Regions from separate parts of the Homo sapiens genome. Here region 2 is linked to region 1. A link is a loop called in an ENCODE intact Hi-C map of the cell type or tissue named here. Cell type or tissue: IMR-90. All regions are shown on one strand. Links, peaks and the distances in the headings refer to the core of each region. The heading gives the core; the rest is flanking DNA.

Region 1 (11,281 bases), core at 188-8,187:
GCTTCTATCAGAGAACTTTGAGTACATTTTCTTTGCCATTTTGCATTTATAGAAACAACTCCAAAACCTAGAAGATGCTTGTGATGACATCATGCTTGCAGATGATGATTGCTTAATGATACCTTATCAAATTGGTGATGTCTTCATTAGCCATTCTCAAGAAGAAACGCAAGAAATGTTAGAAGAAGCAAAGGTATGTTAAAGGTTAATTCTGAAATTAGAATTTATATCACTATAAAGAACATGTAATTATAGATGTAGGGAAATAGTAGATGCTAGCTATAGCTAATATTTACTGCCTTGTTATGTCCCAGGCATGCTCCGAATGCTTTGCCAGCAGGATTTTGTTGAATCATAACGATGACCTGTTATCCCAATTTAGGGACAAAGAATAGAGGCTTAGAGAGGTTATGGGATTTATTCAAAGTGACACATAGACAGTGGTCTTCTGACTCCAGAACCTTGCTCAAAACTAAAAGTATTTAGAAGGTATAGCATATATTGAAGCAGAAAAGAAAAATCCCCTGTAATTCTGCTATGCAGAGGTAACCATTCATAGTGAACATTTTCCTGTATTTCTTTTATGTTCTCTCTGCCTCTCTCCGTGTAGTTTGCTTCCCAGTTGGGACAATTAATGTTCCAGGAGGAGCATTTTTGCTGGTTTCATTGAATGTTTGTTTGTCCAGCAGATACTCATTGGAAGCCTGCTCTGAGCCTGGCACACAGGCCTTTAAAAACATCGTTTTTGAAGACTGTTTAATATCATGTTGATGGTTATCAATTGGGGTCACGGGTCTTATTGTTAGCATTAATTTGTTTCCAATATTTTGCTGTACTAATGTTACTGTGAGCATTCTTCTACATAAATCTTTGTTCACATTTAGAAAATTGTTTTGAGGAAATAATTAGAGAAATATAATTACTGGGTCAGTCAGCATATGAGTTCTCTGATAATATCTGAGACATTTGATACATGGTATGAAATTTTCAGTTCACATGCCTTCTTACTATTTGGGAGGGACAGCCACGTTGTTTGTCTATGAGAAGCAGATGGCAATTAAACCTTTCCTAATGCTTTTGCTAATTAACCTGATTGCTTAAAATGATAGTCTCTCTTCAAATGTCATAAAAAGCAAAACTTCGTATGAATGAAACCCACATTTAGTAAGTCTTCAGAAGAACTATCACTCCTGGGTCTTTCCATGCATAAATCTTATATGTCTCCCTTATGTTTAAATCTTTTCTTCTTGGTCAAATTTTGTGATTTTTGTTCTTTTTATTTGTTTAACCATTTAAAAAACATTTTTATTGGAAGTATTCCCAGATAGCTTATGGTTTTTGTGGCTATTGTGAATCCCCTGCCCCATACACAGATAGCTACTGAACTTTTATTTTATTTTATTTATTTATTTATTTATTTATTTTTTGAGATGGAGTCTTGCCCTGTCGCCCAGGCTGGAGTGCAATGGCGCAATCTCGGCTCACTGCAACGTCTGCCTCCTGGGTTCAAACAATTCTCCTGCCTCAGCCTCCCGAGTAGCTGGGATTACAGGCGCCCACCACCACGCCCAGCTAATTTTTGTACTTTTGGTAGAGACAGGGTTTCACCATGTTGGGCAGACTGGTCTCGAACTCCTGACCTCGTGCTCGTGATCCACCCGCCTCAGCCTCCCAAAGTGCTGGGATTACAGGCGTGAGCCACCACACCCGGCTGAACCTTTCTTTTTTTACTCATTCTAGAATTCTAGAATGAATGGAGTGCTTACTCTGTATCAGGTTCTGCCATGTACTAGGGATAATTGGGGACAACAAAACCTGCCTGGCCCCTGCCTGCATGGAGCATATAGTCTAGATGGAAAGAAAAAAAAGTAAACAAAACTGATAATGAGTAGAAAGTGATATGAGGATAGAGGTGGCTTTAAGAACACAGGAAGAGGAATCTACACTAGTCTGGACATCAAGGGTCAGGGAAGGGCTCCCAGGGAAAGTGATGGGATAACAGCTGAGGAATAAGTGGCTATTAGCCAGAAAGGGGCGGCGGGGGGCGGGGGGTTCTAGTCGTGAGAAGCAACATGTGTGAACGGCCATAGGATGACGGTGGTGCAAACATAGACCTGCAAGAAGATGTATTTGCTGGAGATTGGGAGCACCTGAAATTGTGGCCACATCTTGGAGAACTCCAGTCAGTTGAGTTGAAGAAATTGTACTTTGTCTTAGCAGGGGTCAGCAAACTTTCTGTGAAGGGCCAGAAGTAAATACGTTAGGTTTTGTGGGCTGCACAGCCTCTGCCATAATTACTATGAAAGCAAGATGAGTGAATCTGCGTGGCTGTCTTCCAATAAAACTTGACAAAAACAAGCTTCAGGCTAGATTGGGCCTGTGGGCTATAGTTTGCCCACTCCCGTCCCAGAGCAAAGAGGAGCCTTCAGAGATTTTTGGAAAAGAGAGAGATGATTGGACTTGCGATATTAAAATGACTTTCTAGTGTCTTATTTTACTTATTAACCAGGTTTTCTCGGTATAGAAATTTAGAATTTATCCCTTTCTAGTAGCCATATGTCTTATTTTTGTTTCTTGTTTTGTAACAGTGATTCTCAAACTTAGCATGCGTGAGAATCACAGTCACCACAGGGCTTGTTAAAAATCCAGGTTGCTGGGCCCGACCCAAAGACGATCTTTCAGGTGGGCTGAGGTAGGGCCCCAGAATGTGTATTTCTAACAAGTTCCCAGGTGATTTTGTCCCTGACACTGGTCTCGGGGCCACCGTTTGAGAACCATTGGCTAGATTTCTAAAACGGCAACACTGTCAGTATTAGATATTCTTTGGTTTCTAATGTTAGTGGGTATTTGGTTTGTGTGATTTCATATTTTTTTGTCATGTTTAGGAAAAAAAATTGTTTTGATCCTAGCCAGGAAGGAACTTAATGGCTTTTTTTTTTTTTTTTAAAACAAAGAGTATATGTTAAAATTTATTTAATCTATTAATGAGGGAAGCATTAACATTACAAAACTGGTTTTAGAATTGAAGAGGCTAAGTATCTATAGATAGGTAGGTAGAAAGAATTGTCCTTTGGAATTGTATTTTCTTTTTTTTAATTATAAATTGACAATTTATAATTGTATAAATTTATGGTGTAAAACGGGATGTTATAATTTATTAATACAATATGGAATAATTAAATCAAGATAGTTAACATGTCTATCACCTCAAATACTTAGAAAATATCTGAGTTTTCACTGGGCAAAGCTGCTCTTTCTTACAAATGAGGCACTTTTTACCACTCTTTTCCAAAGTTTAGCTCCAGAGGCCTCAAAGTTAGTGAAAATTTCTGCCAGATTTGGATCATAAGTTGTTCTTCTTAATTATTGGTGGTTGGTGGTGTGAGTTTCTATCATTTCCTGTAGTCTCATAGTTATTTTTGTTGTTGGAAAAAGCTGGGTTAGAAGCCAGCAGGCCCAGGATAAACTATTTATAGAAGTCTTTGTATTTGGTTCTTTGTTAGGAAATAATTTAGACAGTAATTTTTTACTATTTTTTAGATCAGCAGAAACTGAGAAAACAAACTTGATTTATTCTGTGATAAGCAGATATGGACCATGAATTAAAAATGCCCACATTCAGACATTTAGATCTAATTATCAGTGTTACTTAGCTGCCTGTCCAAGTTTAGAAGGTTCTTGACCTAAAATTCTTCCCAAATATTATTTCAGACACAGATGCTCAGAAATCATCCTATTGAATAGAATTAATTTAAAATATTTTTTTTCCAGAAAAATTTGCAAGAAGAAATTGACGCCTTAGAATCCAGAGTGGAATCAATTCAGCGAGTGTTAGCAGATTTGAAAGTTCAGTTGTATGCAAAATTCGGGAGCAACATAAACCTTGAAGCTGATGAAAGTTAAACATTTTATAATACTTTTTTTATTTGTTTAATAAACTTGAATATTGTTTAAAATGATAATTTTCCTTCTTCAAATGACATGGAAAGCAAAACTTTCTTTTTTAAAAATTTTCATTTATTTAATGGAAACTTGCCCATTTTCACATGTCTGCTTATTTATTTTATATTTTTAAAAGAAGACAGTATTCACCTATGTATTTTGCATAACGATTATATCAAGTCTAGGGGCTTCATGTCATGTTATTAAAATCAGTTAAGCAATCTTTTATGTTTCTATATTATTTAGAATATTTGTTGTTGCAATTTTCACATAAGAAAATTTAACAGTTGTGTCATGTTGTTTCTGTCTGATTTTAATTGCTGTCTAATGACGGGGAAAGCACGATGAAAAGATGTACAATCCTGCATCCTTGCTTATTTCACAACTAAAGCTTTGTCATAGACTTCAAAATATATATGTATATATTTTATTTAAATATATGTTACATATTATATTTAAACATACATATTTAACATTTTTTACATATCTATCAATATCAGAGATTTGGGTAAAAGAATGGGTAATGTTTAAACATGTGGAGGCATGTGGAGCTTTATACAAACAGGGCAGAACCACAGAAGAACGTTTTAGAAACCAAGAGATGTGCAGAAAGAAATGTTTAGTGTTTTTTCGTTTTAAATTTTAGATTTTATTTTAGTGCTTTGTAATTAATTGGGGTTTATATTGATAAAGATGTGGAAGTTAAACAGCTATGTATGTAAAAGTAAGGCTTATTTCTTAAATAAAGGATGCATTTCTTCCCACTCCCCCACAAAAGACAAACATTTTGGGATTTGGGAGACCTAAATGTATTAACTTTCCAGCAGATGGCACTGATGTGCCAAATGTGAATGGAAGGATCCTAACACAACAATGAGATTGTTAGGATTAAATATACATAATTTTAGAGGAAATATTTTTAATTTTTAAGGCTAAACTGCATATGTATTTTTTGGTTCAGTGTTTATAAACATGAATTCAGGCTTAAAGATAGATGATTATATAATTTCTAAAATTCTTAATACTATAAAGGCAGTTTTTTCTTTTCTTTTTTTTTTTTGAGATGGCATCTCACTCTGTTGTCTAGGCTGGAGTGCAGTGGTGCGATCTCGGCTCACCGCAACCTCCACTTCCTGGGTTCAAGCGATTCTGCCACCTTAGCTTCCAGAGTAGCTGGGATTACAGGGACTTGTCACCACTCCCAAATAATTGTATTTTTAGTAGAGACATGGTTTCACCATGTTGGCCAGGATGGTCTCCATCTCTTGATCTTGTGATCTGCCCGCCTCGGCTTCCCAAAGTGCTGGGATTACAGGCGAGCCATTGTGCCCGGCCAAAGGCAAATTTTTAAATTGCTGCAAAAATCTTCCCAAATAGTGATATTCCAGTTCTGGAAAATGACTCTTACCAAAAAAATGCAAGGATATTTTTTTCTTGCATCCATTTGGTTAATGTTCAGTTAGAGGATTGAGGCTGGGGAGGTAGTCAATCAAGTTGCAGCAGGAAATAAGATCAGAATAATTTGAGGAAACTCTCACCAAAGTTAACAATGGTGCCGGGTGACCACTAGGGTCCTTTTGGACCCTCAAAGGCCAGGGGAGAGAGCAACTGCCCACTTCACTCCCTGACCAGGGAAAGTTGCTTTTCATCTGGGGAGGAACACAGCCAGCCTGTGTCATACCTGCAGTGGTAGAGCCAGGGGACTAGACATCCTGACCTCATTCTCCCTCCAAAATCCACCTGTGTCCCACCATTGGCCAAACCCAACCAGAATCCGGAGGTGGTCCATAGAAGTCAGTCGCCTGCAGGGCCTGGGAGGGGTGGGGAATGGATAGGTCTGGGGATCCCCCAGTGGAAGATCTAGCATAGGAGGGCGACTAAAGTTTAGCCCTTTAGAAATGTTAACAACGAACACTCGCCTGACATGGGCCAAGAGACTGAACTATGTAATTCACTGGGACTTCAAATTTTGTCCTGCATATTATCAAGAAAACCTAATACAAAAACCCAAATATCTAACATCAGTGGGATGGAAGCGTGTGATGTTGCTAACTTCATTTTCTTAACTTACCTGTGACATTTTAGAACATTACAAATATTTGATTCCCATTTTAAGTTCATTTCTAAAGCCTTTGCTTATTTTTGTGAATAGTAACTTCCCTGGGCTAGCTGAAGACTGGGGAACAGCACGCGGTGCATCTGAAGGGAAAGGAAGAAATGTCAGCTTCAGCCAGTAGTTGCGACAGAGGGAAGTTTTGATCTGGATTTGTCACTAACTTCTTTTTTTTTTTTAAGCAGGAATCTTGATTTGCATGTGCAATCACTCTTTTTAGACTGGGCCACTATTTGTTTTTTAAAGCAGTGCAGGCTACACAACAGATAATTGCACAACAGATCTGGCCCTGAGACTGCCAGGTTGCAAAGTCAGGTGCATAATATGATACGTCATGTGCAGGCTTTTCACAGGAAGTGGTAGTAGAAGTCTTCTGAGCAGCTATGCTTTGCTGCTGACTGTAATGTTTCATTATCTCTCACATCCATTAATTTCTTTCCATCTCCACAACTACTGTGATCCTTGTCCAAGCCTTGTGAGCTCTAGTCAAAAGCATGGCTAAGTAAGGGAGCAAGGGGATGGAAAAGCCATTTGAGGTAGGGTTTCGACAGGGGGTCTCTAAAGGGTTTTGAATAGAAAGGAGCAGTACTTTTTAATAATTTGGCAGTTGTTAGGTGGGCTTTACTGTAGAAAGATGGAGGTAGAAATACTGGATGTTATTGTACCTTTTCTGGTGAGCCGAATCAGTTGGCTGAAGAAAAGATACACCAGGACTTAGAGAAGGGGTGAAATGAACAAATTTTGTCAATGATTGGAGAAACGAAGGTGAAGCTAGAAGGAGAAACCCAAAGAGAAGTTGGTTTTGAGCACAGGCCAGTACAGCTTGCAACAGGTTTTCTTTGGCTTCTATAGTTTAACAAAGAAAAAAAAAACCCTGAATTTGTTGCCACAATCAAATCCAGAGATCTCACATAAAAATGCACGGTTTGGCAACATTGAAACCATATTTCTAAAAGGCAGTCTTCAGCTGCTCATGCGTTAGACAAAGCAGGCTGTCTCCAGTTCACCCCAGTCCCCACCTAGCCCACTACCCTCATTTATATTACCTGCGTGGTGCCTGTCTGTATTTGCTTTGTAATCTCTGGATGCCTGCTGGTAGTGTAAGCAGAGGCAGGAAAGAAAGAAGTGTCTGGTTTGCAGGAAGCAGGGCAGAGGAGGGGGAGGGTGAGAGAAGGGCACGAGCTTGGCATCAGCACTTGGACTTCCCAGGGCATCAGCCACGTGGAGACATGTAATTGGCAACCGGAAAAGTGTGTTGAAGTTTAGGATATGCGGGACTAGGGAGGTATATTTGAGAACCCTTTTCATCCTACAGAAGGGCTTAACATTTAACGCACATAAAAATCACCCGGGGATTTTGTGACACTGCAGACTCTGGCTCCGTGTGGGCTCGGGCTGAGATGCTGCCTTTCTAACAAGCTCCCAGGTGACGCTGCTGCTGCTGAGCCCTGGTGCCATGCATTGGACAGCTAAGGTAGCTTGCCACGAAGAAGAGGACGTGGGGAAAATGCAGGTGGGAGGAAAAAGAAACAGCAAAGGAGACAGAAGCTGCAACGGTAATGGGAGATCCGCAAGAGTGTGGAATCCCAGAAGCCATGATGAGAATGCTGAAAGGAGGAGGGAGTGTGATCAACAGCAAATAGTACAGTGGCGAAGCCAATAAGAGCCGAGAAGATGGAGCTCTATTTGATGACTAAGAAGGCCCTTATTTCCTTCAAAAGAGTTAACCCACCCCTACTCCTTACACACAAACTGGAGCTCCAAACACCCTAGACCCCCTGACCCGAGGCCCCCACACCTGAGCCCCATACCCTTGAACCCCACACACACCTGAGCCCCACACACACCTGAGCCCCACACACACCTGAGCCCCACACACACCTGAGCCCCCCACACACCTAAGCCTCACACAAAGCTGAGTTCCCATAACCCTGAGCCCCGAAACCTAAGTTTCCCCACCCCTAAGACCCCCACATTTGAGCCCCACACACCCGAGTCCTACATATAACTGAGTCCCCATACACCTGAGGCCCCCAGACTGGAGCCCCCATATACTCAAGCCCTCCCACACACGAACTCCCCACAGAGCTGAGTCTCCATGTACCTGATCTCCCCACACCTGAGCTCCCATATACCTGAACCCTACACACACCTGAGACCCCCATACCTCAGCCCCTCCCACATCTGAGCCCACACACACCTGAGTTCCACACACACCTGAGGAATCAGCTCCCTCCCGTCAGGCACCAGTGATTCTCGGGGGTGATAATTGTGTGGTTTGAAAAAGCCTGAACACATTAGGTGCTGAGGATCAAAAATACATGAACAATTCTCTAGTTCAGCGTTTCTCCAGGTGTGAACATGGAACCAACATCACCTGGGAACTTGTTAGAAATGCCAAGTTTTTCACAGGACTAAACCCTGAAAAAAAATTCCCCCACTGGGCAATGATATTGAGCAACATAATGGTCATTGCCTTCAAAGATGACTTCATAGCAACTCTGCAGACAGGGCCCAGGGTTTTAACAAGCACTCCAGGTGATTCTGACTCAGCGAAAGAGCTGGTGGGGTTCAAATCATTCCATCTTTCTGGGATTGGAGGGCGTGGGGGTGGTGTTGGGGGAAGAGACTGGAGCACCAACTGAGAATTCTTAATGCAGATTATAGTGCTGGAGAGGGTAACAAAAGAGGGCAGCATCAAAGAGATTGACCCATCCAGTTTAGGGATCGAGGGTAGCTAGAAGCATTCCGGTTGCTGGTAGTAAACAGATTATAAAAGATTAAGCAGTAGGTGGTGTGAGACTTGGAGGCAGCAAGTGAAAAGTATTTTTACAAGAAAGTTAACAGTGGTGGGAAAGAGGCAGAGCATCACTTAATGTCACTGTGGTGCAGATGGAAAGGCTTTTTTTTTTTTTTTGGACTAGGGAACACATGAATACACACAGTAGATGAGAAGGAGCCAGGAAAGAAGATGATGGAAAAGTCAACGGACAAGAGGTAATAGTTGGAGCACATCTGTGAAAGAAAGGGGTGCTGTAGTGCTTATACAAACGGTAGACTGGGAAAACACAGAATTAGGTGTATATGTTACAAAAACTCCTAAGGAATAAATGGTAGAGAAAAAAATTTAGAATAGTGATGAACTGTAGGAGGAAGATATAGTTGGGGTAGGCAAAAACAGGAGGAGGCTTCAATAATCTTTATGTTCTATTTCTTAAGTTGGGTCATGGGTCCATAGTTATTGGTAGTCAATATGTTTATTATTAATTATTTTATGTACATGAAATTCTTCACAATAACAAGTTTTTTTATAAAGTTCTGTTGTGGCACAAACAAACTAGGAAAAATGTGCATTACTGTGGCATTGTTATTGATATTTCTGTATTGCATTCAACTACTTTTTTGTCATTTGACATAAAATGGATCATGGTGACTCTCCAGTTTTGTTTTGTTTTTTTCTTATAGAGACAGAGTCTTGCTCTGTCACCCAGGCTGGAGTGCAGAGGCATGATGTTGGCTCAGTGCCAACCTCCGCCGCCCGGGTTCAAGTGATTCTGTTGCCTCAGCCTCCCGAATAGCTGGGACTACGGGCCCATGCCACCATGTCCTGCTAACTTTTTTGTATTTTTAGTAGAGATGGGGTCTCGCCATGTTGGCCAGGCTGGTCTCAAACTCCTGACCTCAGGTGATCTGCCCACTTCGGCCTCCGAAAGTGCTGGGATTACAGGTGTGAGCCACGGCGCCCAGCTGACTCTCCAGTTTTAAAAGTAGAAAATCAGCAACAACCAAAAAGTTAAAAGTTGGCTTACAGATTTGGTATAGAAAATTGTTTGTGCAACAGTCATTAGCATCCGTTTGTATGTAGAAATTTCTGGTAACTAAGTTCTTTGATCCTCCATTCTGGTATCTAGGAATAACTCTAGTGATGGCGACGTTAACAATTAGCTTTGAGTGCTTATTGTAGGCTGTCAGTCTTCTGAATTTTTTTTATATATTCCTTCCTCACAAGAGCCCTTTAAAGTAGATTCTTTACCATCCCTCATTGTGCAGAAGTAGAGGAAGGTTTAGAGACGTTAACCTGCCCCAAGTTTTGCAGCTTACTTAGCAAATGGGTGGTTAATGAATGCACAAGTTGTACTTTTGAAATTTATTTTGTTAGATGATTTTATTTGTGTTCTGTTACTTATCCAAAGGAATTTCAGATCGGTTCTCATATAGACATATAAAAGTATATGTGTGTATATATAAAAATGTAAATATAGCATTAATAGATTAGGAAAAAAGAAAGGGAGAATAAGTTGGTCACAGAGTCCACCTTTCAGATTGATGTACTCTGAACCTCTATGTAGCTAAGACAGAGAAGGAAAAATGATGAGTAATACCACATTGGAAAGGGTGTTATATATGAATATCTCAGGAGACAAAACATCTTTCAGAGGTCTAAACCTTAAAAAAAATTTTCCCTCATTAGGCATTGACTTTGAGCAATGTATCAGATGCTAACTTTAACAAAGACTTCAAAGCAAAGGCAAGAGCAAAATTCATATGGCCAATTCTTGTAGCAATTAAACAGTTAACCTAAATCCAAGGGAAATAATTTAGAAAGAGGCCGATAATACGCAGCCAACATCCACAGATGTACCCTGAGCTAGGCATTAGATATCTTATGTACCCTGAGCTAGGCATTAGGTAAGTATTCACATACATTAATCATTACAAGGTACAAACTAGTATTATCATCATGTCCATTTACAGATGAGGAAACAGAAGCCCAGACCAAAGTTCCAAGGCCCCTAAGTGAGGAGCCAGAACTCAAACCCAAACAGTGGGGCTTCCAATCTGTCCTCCCAACCATTCTATTGCAATATTGAAGAATCTTCTTACAATCTTCCCAGATCCAAGGACAGTCCATAGGTCACTTCAAACTCAGAATTTCTCTTCAAATAGGAATTAGAGAGCAGAATAATGATGGCCTTTGTCTATGAATTAAATTAAAAGACCTTCTTCCTAGGAACCCATTTTAATTCAGTCCTATAAGATAGCAAAGGTATCAGATTATACCCACAGAACACCTGGAATTCTGAACTTGACCACTGTGCACAATAATATTGGGGGCCAGGCTTGGTGAGCCACCATACACCATATGGAGTATGGAGGCTAGGGGTGGGTAGATCACTTGAGTTTAGGAGCTCAAGACCAGCCTGGGCAACATGGTGAAGACTTATC
Region 2 (11,281 bases), core at 2,236-10,235, 130 kb after region 1:
AGCTCGGTTCCTAACAGGCCATGCACTGGTCGCACCAGTACCAGCCTGCGGCCTGGGAGTTGGAGACCCCTGCTTTAGAGATCATGAATAGGCAATGGGAAAAGGCAGGTGTTATGGGCTGAATTGTGCCCCCACCTCAAATTTACATGTTAAAGTCCCAACCCCCCAACATCTCAGAATATGATGTTTGGAGATGGGGCCTTTGTGTAAGTCATTAAGCAGTAGGTTCTAATCCAGTATGATTGGCGTCCTGATAGAAGAGGAAATTGAGATACGGACATATGCACAGGAAGACGATGTGAAGACACAGGGAGAAGATAGCCATCTTCAAGCCAAGAAAACAGGCCTAAAACAAATCCTTCCCCATGGCACTCAGGACAAACCAACTCTGCCAACACCTTGATCTCAGACATTTGGCCTCCAGAACCATGAGAAAACAAATGTCTAAGCTATGCAGGCTGTGAGATTTTATATGGCAGCACAGTCAACTAATACTAGGGGGTAGCTAACAAGGTAGACTTTTACTTGTTATTTAAAGTCTTTGGTTCTGATATTTTAACAATGTGTACTTCTATTTAAAATCAGGAAATTGAGGCCAGGTACGGTGGCTCATGCCTGTCATCCCAACACTTTGGGAGGCTGAGGCAAAAGGATAGCTTGAGGCCAGGAGTTTGAGACCAGTCTGAGCAACAAAGCGAAACTCAATCTCTACCAAAAAAAAAAAAAAAAAAAAAGAGGGAAAACACTAGCATGGCACAGTGGCTTATACCTGTAGTCTAACTATTTGGGAGGCTGAGGTGGGAGGATGTCTTGAGGCCAGGAGTTCCAGGCTGCAGTGAGCTATGATGATGCCAGCACTCCAGCCTGGGCGACAGACCAATACTCTGTGTCTAAAAAGGAAAAAGAAAGTCAAATTAAAGCATTAAAAAAGAGAATTCAAAGTCCTTTCTCACCTCCATTTGGCCTGCTCCTTCCTTCCTTCTTTCTTCCATACTCCCTTGAAATTTTGCCCCACAGGACGTCATGGATATTTCCAAAAGGAGGGTGCTTCCTAAGTGCTTGCCTCTGAGTGGCATTTGAGGTAGAACTTATGACATAATTCTTCTTGGTCCAATGTAAATATTAACATACTTCCCTACCCTACATGTCTAATTATGGTTAGCCTATGATTTTGTTGGAATCAGACTATGGACTTATCTTTGTTTACTTTTAGTATTTGTTTTTATCCTGTTCATTATTATACTTCTCTGAAGTTCCAGATCTGAAACTGTTTAAATTATGGGTCTTTGGTGGCAAGCAAGAGAAAGTGTATCTTGCTCTCTTAAGCAGAAAAATAATTCATTCAAGGGAAATAAGGGACCTAAAAGGATCCAAGTGAAAGCCATAGACTGAGGTTTGGAAAAACACAAGGAGCAAAGAAAGCTCACGGGGAGAGGGGGAGTTACAGCCAGAACTGAGGGGCTGTTACTTTAGGATGTCAGCGATGAAGTTAATCAGCCTATGATCTTTTTTGTTTCTGTGTCATTTCCTTCAAGATTCCACACTCAAAGGAAACAGCGTTCAATAAGCTTATCTTGGGTCATGGCCAGATCCCTTAACCAGGGAAAGGAAGGACACTGTTATTTCTACCATATTCTATCCAGCAGGGAAAGTACGCTCATTGCAGAGCTGACTCAGTGTACTTTTACCAGAAAAAGGAAAATCCTAACTAGCAAAGATTACACAAGATTCCTCTTAGATAATATTTGGTTTGCTTATTCCACACTGTAAATTTTCTGACCAGTGGTAGTGTTCTCTAGGAAGCGCTTCATATATTGCAATCTCCCCAAGAACAGGGCTGGATTTATCATTTTCTTGAGTGACATATAAGACAATAAGTGATTAATAGATGCCTAGAGTTATAATTCAAAATAGGTTTCATTATGTTTTGCCCTGATAACTTTCTTTATACTTATTGTGTGGTTTTCTTCTCTAGGTTGCTATAAATTTGGTCTCCTTGTTCAAGGTAGTTGTCACTGTGTTGACCAGGCCTTGCTTCTTAACTCAGGTAATTGAAAAATCTATCCAACATCCTCATCAGCAGAAAAAAAATGTAGACTGAGAGAGTATCTTCCTTTTGTCTGTGTGATTACAGACTTAAGGAAAATTTGCGTTAATTAATCTCTTTATAATGCACATTATAAAACAAATTTCCTAAAGTGTGGAATTATTTAAGTTACATAGAGTTATGACTCAGGCATTGGATTTTATTAACACCAATGGCATATTACATTGATTTGGTGTATAGTCATGAAGTTACTATTTATTTTTACCTAATTAAAATGTTAAAGTGGAGGGGTCTGGATTTTAATCATATTCCTCAAAAGCTACTTTGATACTGGATAAAATGTCAGCTCTCGAAATCCACAAACCTCATTATCCTCATTGTAAAAATCAGATATTCCAGATGTTAAATATATATCAGATGAGAAAGGATGTGGGTAAACCTGGTGTCAGAGAAAATGTGGTAAGCATTCCCTTTCATTCCTGCCTCCTCATTTAATGCCTATGCCAGGCAGAAGAAAAAGCAGCAATACAGAAAAAACACATTATTTAAACTGAGGTCTGAGTTCAAATGTGGATTTTACCATATCCTAGCTGAATGCAAGCAAATTACTAAAATTCTCAGAACTTTAGTTTTTTCATCTATAAAACATGGCTAAAAATGTCTATTTCTTACTGTTATCATTAGGATCAAACGAAATACTTGATATATCCATAGTGAGTACTCAATAAATGGAATCTATTATAATTTGACAACTAACATATTTATATGAGTCTTACTCATTTCTATGCATGAAAGAAAATACACGTTTGAGACAGATTAATAATTACTTGTTTGATTAATCTGTCTAGATCTATTTTTTCAAATGAATATGAAAGTTGTGATTGATAACTGGAGCAAATCATATAATCCATCATTTCCTAAAACATTTCTAGGGCACACCCATGCTGTCAGATGTAACAAAATGGGTTATCAGAAAAACATTTGCGTTCATACGGGATTAGACAAATCTTGATTGACCAATGTCAAACTACTGTCTTGACTGCAGGACTTTTCAGAGCCTTTAACATACAAGCATACATTGTGACTTTCCAGAAGCAAATAGAGTAAGCAGAATTTTTTAACTTATTTGACCAATGAGTACATTATCGTGGGGGTAGGGTTATTCAGACAACATTATGAAGAAGTGATGACATCGCTGTTTTTCACAATCTACTTGCAAAATGGCACAAGAAATGATCACAGCAGACAATCAAACTTGCCCAGAGCAGCCATTGTGAATTTAATCTAATTGCTCTTGAAAGCTGGATTTGTTTCTCTGAATTGAGTTGCAGCCTTTGAGGAAGAAACAAATTGCCTCCCCACTGCTCACACTTCTGCTCCATCTGTAAATGTTAGGAAATAGCATAAAAAGAAATTCAAATTCCTGTAGCAGTAAATATGCAAACACACATTTTCTGCAGATATAGCGAGGGCATCATTTTCCCCCTTTTACCACCCCAGAGTCCCTGAACAGGTTTGAATCTGTTGACAAAGCTTTTTAAAACCATCTAGCTGACCTTTATTTTTTATTTTTATTTTTATTTTTATTTTTATTTTTATTTGTTTTGTATGCTAGCAATCTGTTAACCACATTTCCAGGGAACTTGCATAGAGAGCTCCTTCTCTCTCTCTCTCTCTCTCTCTGTCTCTCTCTCTCCCGCTTTCTATCCTACTCCCTTCCTCCTTCCCTGCCTTCTTCGCTCTCCTTTCTCTCTCTTCCTTTTTTTCTATTTCTTATTCGTTGGCAGTCTTGCCACTGGATGTGCAAATTAAAACTCATTTAATCATCTGCATGCCAAGCACAAGGACTCAGTCAATCACGTTCTATGCCATTGGCTAGGTAATTACTTGAAATTTGCTATCTATTGTTTCATCCTTTGTTCCCAGCCTACTATTGACGTCAGAGGAGTTTTGCCTGTGAAAGAATGAGGTCTTATTTTTGTGTGTGTGTATAAAATATTCTAGTTTGCTCCAGACTTCTGTGCCCAAGTGGGTCTCTGGCAAAGAATGTTCTGTACATCCATCAACATTTAGAAGTGCAGTGATGGTTGCATGCAAAGTGGAAGTTGGAAATTGAGCAGAAAGAAAAAACCTTGTGGAGCGTAGTCAAACCGGTTACTCAAAGCTTGTGTTTTAAGATTTTCTTCAGCCTCTTGCACACTCATACCAAACGATAATATCCACATTTGCAGATTGAGAAACCAACATCGAACTACTATCTTAATTGCAGGACTTTTCAGAGCCTTTAAAGAGAGATATAGTTATGTCTTTGTCCTTATGGGAATAACCGGACCTTTGCCAAACTGAGAAAAGTTCAGGCACAAGGTAGACAATGTAGTGGATAGTGAGTCAGATTCTGTACCAGGAAGATTTTGTATGGTGTGAGTTCCTCTCTGCACTGCCCACCTTGGTACTTCCAGCATCTAGGATAACTGTTGCCACACAATTAAGTATTTGTTAACTACTTGTTTAAGGAATAAGTAGGTGTTTTTCAAAGAGGCTGCTTCAACCATGAACACTTATTTATCTTTGGAGTCACATGTCATGGCTAAGTTATGCCCTAAGTACCATATAACTTAGTAGTTAATACTGTAGTTAATACTTAGTAGCTAATACTCTAACCTTGAGGTTAGAAAGCCTTGAGGGTTAAGCTCTGCCTTTGCCCTTTACCACTGGTGAGGCTTTGTGCAATTAACTGAGTCTATTTAAGCCTCCCTCTCCTTATCTCTACTTTGGCTCCGTTGTAGAGATGGGGAGACAATGATCTTCACTCCACAACAGGTTAGTTCATGTCCTTTGTAGGGACATGGATGAAGCTGGAAACCGTCATTCTCAGCAAACTATCGCAAGGACAAAAAACCAAACACCACATGTTCTCACTCATAGGTGGGAATTAAACAATGAGAACACATGGACACAGGAAGGGGAACATCACACACCGGGGCCTGTTGTGGGGTCGGGGGAGGGGGGAGTGATAGCATTTGGAGATATACCTAATGCTAAATGACGAGTTACTGGGTGCAGCACACCAACATGGCACATGTATACATATGTAACAAACCTGCACATTGTGCACATGTACCCTAAAACTTAAAGTATAATAAAAAAAATTCAGTTCAATCCTGATAATTTCTTTATCAAAATAATTTCCATGTGAATCACAGCTTTATATGTAATAGAATAAAATATTTAACAAACCACAAAAAAAATTGATTAAGACAAGGTACATAAAACACCTTTGCATAGTACTTGGCATATAATAAACTTTCAGTAAATATTATGATTAAAGACTGTGCATCAATTGGTTCAATGGATAACTCTCAAGTAGAGTAGTACATGATAGGATGTTAATAGTACAAATTCTATATAAACATTTATATATGCAGATACTGGGTCCAAAATAAAAGTGTGGCACTACAATTACGTTGTCATTGTCCCCCACCAAGAATACATAGAAACATCAGGGCAGAGTTGATACCAAATCTCATAGAAAGCCTTAAAAATAATTATTTCAAAATGTTGCCCTTGATCAATGGTTCTCAACTGCAAGCAAGTTTGCCCCCTGGGGGGACATTCATTAATGTCTGAAGACATTTTTGGTTGTCACCACTGGGGTGGGGGCTGTGCCTGTGGCTTCCAGTGGGTAGAGGCCAGAGATGCTGCTAAACAACCTGCAATGCACAGGACAGCCTCCTGCAACAGGGAATGATCAATTGTGTCAGAATTGAGAAAAACCTTGCTCGGGATTTTTTAATTTTAAAAATATGTAACTTATTTCAGATTCTATCAGAGCCAATACATATGAAGATACATTATTTATGAATTATTTTCAGTGTTTAAAAGGGGATTAAGGCAAGTGGCTCTTTTTGGTTGAGAACTGGGTTCATTTCAGGGAGCCTGGAATATGATACTTTTCTTGGAATGCATTTGCCAGGCTGAAGGATCAGGGCAGAGAATTGCAGTCTGATGAAAATGCTGCAAGCAAATATCCTGCTTAGAAATGTTTTTGATGAGTCATTTCCAAAAACTCAAATACACTGACTAGTGACTAAGAGTCTAATTAACCCAGACGCCACTAAAAATAGGAAAGATCCATTGCACTTACGCGAGGTTTTCTGTTAAATCAACAACCCTGTGAGGTAGGCAGAAGCAATTTAAAGTCTAGAGAATACTAATACTAATAATGAGGGCTATTAATTATTAAGCATGGACACTGTGCAAAATAATGGCAGTAGAACAAGAGGAGGAGGAACTTAGGGTATGGAGTGCACGCCTAGCCCTGTCACCTACTAGCTGCATGAGTCTTGGAGGTTTATTTTGCTTTTCTGCATCTTAAGTCTTAATCTGTGAAAGAGGAATAGTTACAGTGTCAGTTTCACGGGATTGTTGTGAAAATTAAAAAAAAAAGCTTCCAAAGCACTCAGCACAGTGACCAATGCATATGCTTCTAATAAATGTAAGTTAATAATGAGAAGAATTCTCACAAAAACCGTACAAGGAAAGTATTCATAGTTAAAGATGAGACCATTTAGAGATGAACAAACTGTGTCAAAAAGTCCTTCAGTAAGTTGCCTAAGTTCCCTCAAGTGGTGAGTAGCCAAATCAGGTTGAACACAGAACTCACTTGGCAAGCCTTGTGCCTAGAAGAGTTTCTGGCATGTATCAGAACAACAACTATCTGTTGCAGAGGCAAAGGAAAAACCCTCATAGGTTCTGTGGCTGGGACCCTAGAAATTAAACATTAAAAGACACGTTAACAGGAAAAAGGATTTATTTCATATGCATATGAAGGGCCTCATAGAAATTAAAACCCAAAGAAGTAGGCAGACCTGGAGGTGTATATACCAGTTTAACAAAAGGGCCAAAAAAATTGTGGAGAAATGACAAGACAAAGAAAATAAATTTGAGTTTCTAGTGGTGATAAATTGTGGAAAGGTAAACATATGAGGAAAATAATGGAAGACTGGGTTATTTTAGGAAGGTTTGTTATGCAGACTCCCCTGGAGGCTGATAGTCTAGAGTTTCCTCTGGTGATTAAACACTTGCTGTGCCCTTTCTGGTAGGAGAAAGAGGAAGTGGCAACATTTTCACAAAGGGAAATCTATGCCCTGATTTTAGGCCAATGGGGGAGGGTAGAGTGCTTGTTTCTTGCATCTGTTGTTTCTCAATTGCTTTCTGCTTGAAATAGTCCTTACGCCAATGTGGCATATTTTGGGGTGACATATTCTAACCCCTTCACTACTGAATGAAGAAAAATCTCCTAATATTATATCTTCAGTAATCCACATTTTCAGCTGATTTTGCCCTGTTTATTGCACTTCCATTCTTGCTGGCTTCACATTTATTTTGTTTCTGGTCATGGAGTCAACTTTGGGTGCTCAAGTTTCCAGTGGGTGCATTAAAATACTCAAATAGCATAAATTGCACATATAACTTTGAAAAATTGCCCACAGAAAAATAGCAAAACGTGTTCATCTTTTCACCAAGAGCTAACTCTTGCAGAAGACAGGTAATCATTAGAAACCCTTCTACCCTAATCGCGTTGCCTGTATGTAATTATTGTAGTTTCCTCTGAGTATTCACTGAAAGGTGCCTTGAGAGAGAAAAAAATGTATAGGCTGCCTAGCAAAGTTAGGAAAAGCATGTAGAATGTATATATGGTGTGTGTGTGTGCATGTGCGTGCTTTGGTCACAGATATGAAGCAAGTTTCATCATGTAATTACAATGACAAATACAATGGCATTTGAATCAATTGACATCAGAATTGTAGGAATGGCTTGGAGTTGAGCTCCTCCTAATTATATTTAATTGCATAGTCTTGGATTTGACACTGAGTCTGGCTTGAAATGGATGCTTCGATGGGTTGAGTGTTTTTTCGCAGCTTGACAGGGTTGAGATGTAAACAGGAGCTGATAAACATGGCACTTACCACACCCATGAAGACTTTCTATTGGAATTTCTGTGAATGATTAATAGTCAAAAATTACAGCTCCACTGAGCTGTGACAGCATTGGATTCAGGATATGGAGACCTTTGTTTCCGTTATTGCTTACACATTTTAGAATCATTTGATTTTATTCTGGTTTATTTTTTGGCTCACTCCTCTGCTGATGAGTAAATTGAGGGAAATAAACACCAGAATGAGTCTGGCTGTTAAATGTGTCAATGTCTTAGCCATGGCAAGAATTCTACTGCATTCTCTGATGCAGTTGCCTGAGGCTGAGTACAGCTTGGGCCCCTTACCAACAACTGTTCTTCTATCGCCAGACTGGAGTGCAGTGGCGTGATCTCGGCTCACTGCAACCTCCGCCTCCTAGGTTCAAGCAATTCTCCTGCCTCAGCCTTCCAAGTAGCTGGGACTCCAGGTGCGTGCCACCACGCCCAGCAAGTTTTTTGTATTTTTAGTAGAAACAGGGTTTTACCATGTTGGCCAGGATGGTCTCGATCTCTTGACCTCGTGATCCGCCCGCCTTGGCCTCCCAAAGTGCTGGGATTATAGGCGTGAGCCACCACGCCCGGCCAACAACTGTTCTTTAAATGTTCTACTATCAAGAATGTTTTTCATATTTAATTTTTAAAATATTTCTGATATCTCTGATATTGGTCCTTAATATTCTATAAACATTTAACTATCTACCTTTTGAACTAATAATTCCTTTTATAATCTATTCTACACATTTTGCCCAAATATTGTAGGATAAATGTTAAGGATGTACATTTCACCATTATTTGTAACTCATTTATTCATCTACACATATTTTTTGAGTGCTTATATATTCAAGGCCTTGAGGAATTAGCTATAAGTGAACATTTAAATTTGTTTTTCTTTCTCTCATGAGGCTTATATTCTTGTTGAGAAAGATAGACAATAAACAGGATAAAGAATTAAAATAGGCCAGGTGTGGTGACTCATGCCTGTAATCCCAACACTTTGGGAGGCTGAGGCGGGAGGATTGCTTGAGCCCAGGAGTTCAAGACCAGCCCAGACAACATAGTGGGACCCTATCTCTACAAAAAAATTTAAAAATTAGCTGGGCATGACGGTGCATGCCTGTGGTCCCAGCAACTCAGGAGGCTTCAGTGGGAGGATTGCTTGAATCCAGAAGGTCAAGGCTGCCCTGAGCAGTGTTCATGCCATTGCCCTCCATCCTGGGTGACAGAGTGAGACCTTGTCTCAAAAGAAAGAAAGTTAAAATAGGTAATATTAAATTGTTAGAAGGCAATGAATATTTTCAGAGAGTATATAGCAAATTTAAATATAGTTGTCAGGAAAGGCCTTCTTGGAAATTGACCTTTGAGTAAAGACCAGAAGGAGGTAAGAGAGGGAGTTGTGGATATCTGAGAAGCGTGTGATCTAGGAAGAGTTAACAGTAAGGTCAAAGACCCTGAGGTAGGATAGTTCCTGGCAAGTTGAAGAAAAAGCAGGAAGGCCTGTGTGGCTGGAACACAGTAAACTAGGGAAAATCAAGGAATCAGGTGAGGTCAGAGAAGTGCCAAGTATCTGGGAGGGACCAGAGAGTACAGGGGTTGTTGGCCATTGAGATGACCTTGACTTTTATTTGGAATAAGATGGGAAAGAATAGGAAGGTTCTGAGCGGAGCAGTGATGTGACCTGACTTATGTTTTAGTCAGGTCATTCTGGTGGCTGAGTGGGGAATGGACAGTAGGGAAACAAAATCCTGAACTGGCTGACCAGTGAGGAGGCCATTAGGGACATCCAGCAGGAACATATGGCAGGTTGGGCAGGGATAGTGCAGTTGGAGGAGGAGAGTCGTGCTCAGATCTGGATATATCTGCAGGTTAGAGACAACAAGTTTATGTTTATGAACTACCTAAATGTCTATCAAGAGGATAATGGTTTTTTTTTTTTTTAAATGATGGCATTTCCATTTGTGATGGTTAATTTTATTTGTCAACCTGACTGGGCTAAGGGATGCCTAGATAGCTGGTAAAACATTATTTCTGGCATGTTCTTGAGGGTGTTTCTGGAAAAGATTAAGATTTGAATCCATAGACTGAGTAATGAGGACCGCCTTCTCCAATTTGGGCTGGCATCATCTAATCTGTTGAGGGCCTGCTTAGAACAAAATAACAAATTTACGCTGTCTGTTTGAGCTGAGACATCCATCTCCTGCCCTAAGACACCAGCGCTCCTGATTCTTGGGCCTGGGTCTTACACCATTAGTTCCCCTGGTTCTTGGGCCTTTCGTCTGAGATTGAATGACAGCACTGGCTTCCCTGACTCTCCAGCTTTCGGACAGCAGGTTGCTGGGACTTCCTGGCCTCCATAATTACATGACCAATTCCCATACCCCCATTCCATAAAATAATGAGATAGAGCTATAAAAATATTTCTAAGTTGTATAGTTGTATGAAAACATCAAGAAAAATAGCAATGGGATAGTAAAGTGTCTGCATTATTAAAACGCATGTGTATACAGTCAGCTCTCCACCTCCACAGGGTTAGTATCTGTGGATTCAACCAAATGGGGATAAAAAATATTCAAAAAATAAAAAAAGATACTAACAATAATATGACAATACAAAAATAATATAAATAAAAACCAATATGATATAATAATTATTTAGCTAGCATTTATGTCATATTTGGTATTATAAGTAATCTACAGATGATTTAAAATATACCAAAAGATATGTGTAGGTTATATGCAAATACTATACCATTTTGTACCAGGGACTTGACCATCTGGGGATTTTGGTATCTGAGGGTGTCCTGGAACCAATTCCCTGTGGATACCAAGGGATTGCCATATACACAAGTATTCTATTTTCATTTTTTAAAAAATCAGAGCACCCCAAAATTTAATGGCTTCTTCTGAGAAGGGTAATTGCAGATGGCATGCAAAAGGGAAGTTTGAAGTTATACATTATTTTGCTGTTTCTTTCCCAATAACGTATTAGTGGATTTTCATTGTTTTAAGAAGGGGAAAATATTCACTCTTCTAAAACTTATAAAGACACTTTTGTAACAACTTTAACAAATTCCATACTCCATAGATGAGTCATGTCTTTTTAGAAGGGTCATTATCAAAGTTTGGTTCAAAATATCGTTTGCTTTTGCCAGTTATAAATGTTTGAGAGAATGTGAACTTTCGTCTCTATATTCAATCTAGAATTTTCTTAGTATGATCCCTCTGTGGCCACTGAGCACAAAATGGTGGTGTTGCTAGGCA

The links. Hi-C counts contacts between places; a loop is a spot of excess contacts. Peaks named below come from ENCODE experiments on the same cell type or tissue, not always from the same donor. Only the 100,000 strongest peaks of a DNase experiment are listed, where the experiment ranks them.
Region 2: it touches region 1 in a loop (2.1-fold over the local background); 3 of 110 quality-filtered maps call a loop at or near these places.

The regions. Positions count from the first base shown.
Region 1 is chr20:54,215,248-54,226,528 of GRCh38, forward strand. It overlaps PFDN4 (prefoldin subunit 4), which reads left to right. Exons shown (of 4, transcript NM_002623.4): 3 at 53-193; 4 at 3,772-4,714. The coding sequence ends at 3,903. Among named protein-coding and RNA genes, the nearest start is that of PFDN4, 13 kb to the left of the region's middle. In IMR-90, for the core only: a CTCF peak has its summit at 4,777 (motif pointing right); a DNase peak (open chromatin) is centred at 4,754.
Region 2 is chr20:54,339,326-54,350,606 of GRCh38, forward strand. No RefSeq gene overlaps it. Among named protein-coding and RNA genes, the nearest start is that of DOK5, 130 kb to the right of the region's middle. In IMR-90, for the core only: no CTCF peak of the experiment used is centred there; a DNase peak (open chromatin) is centred at 6,096; H3K27ac peaks cover 400 bases.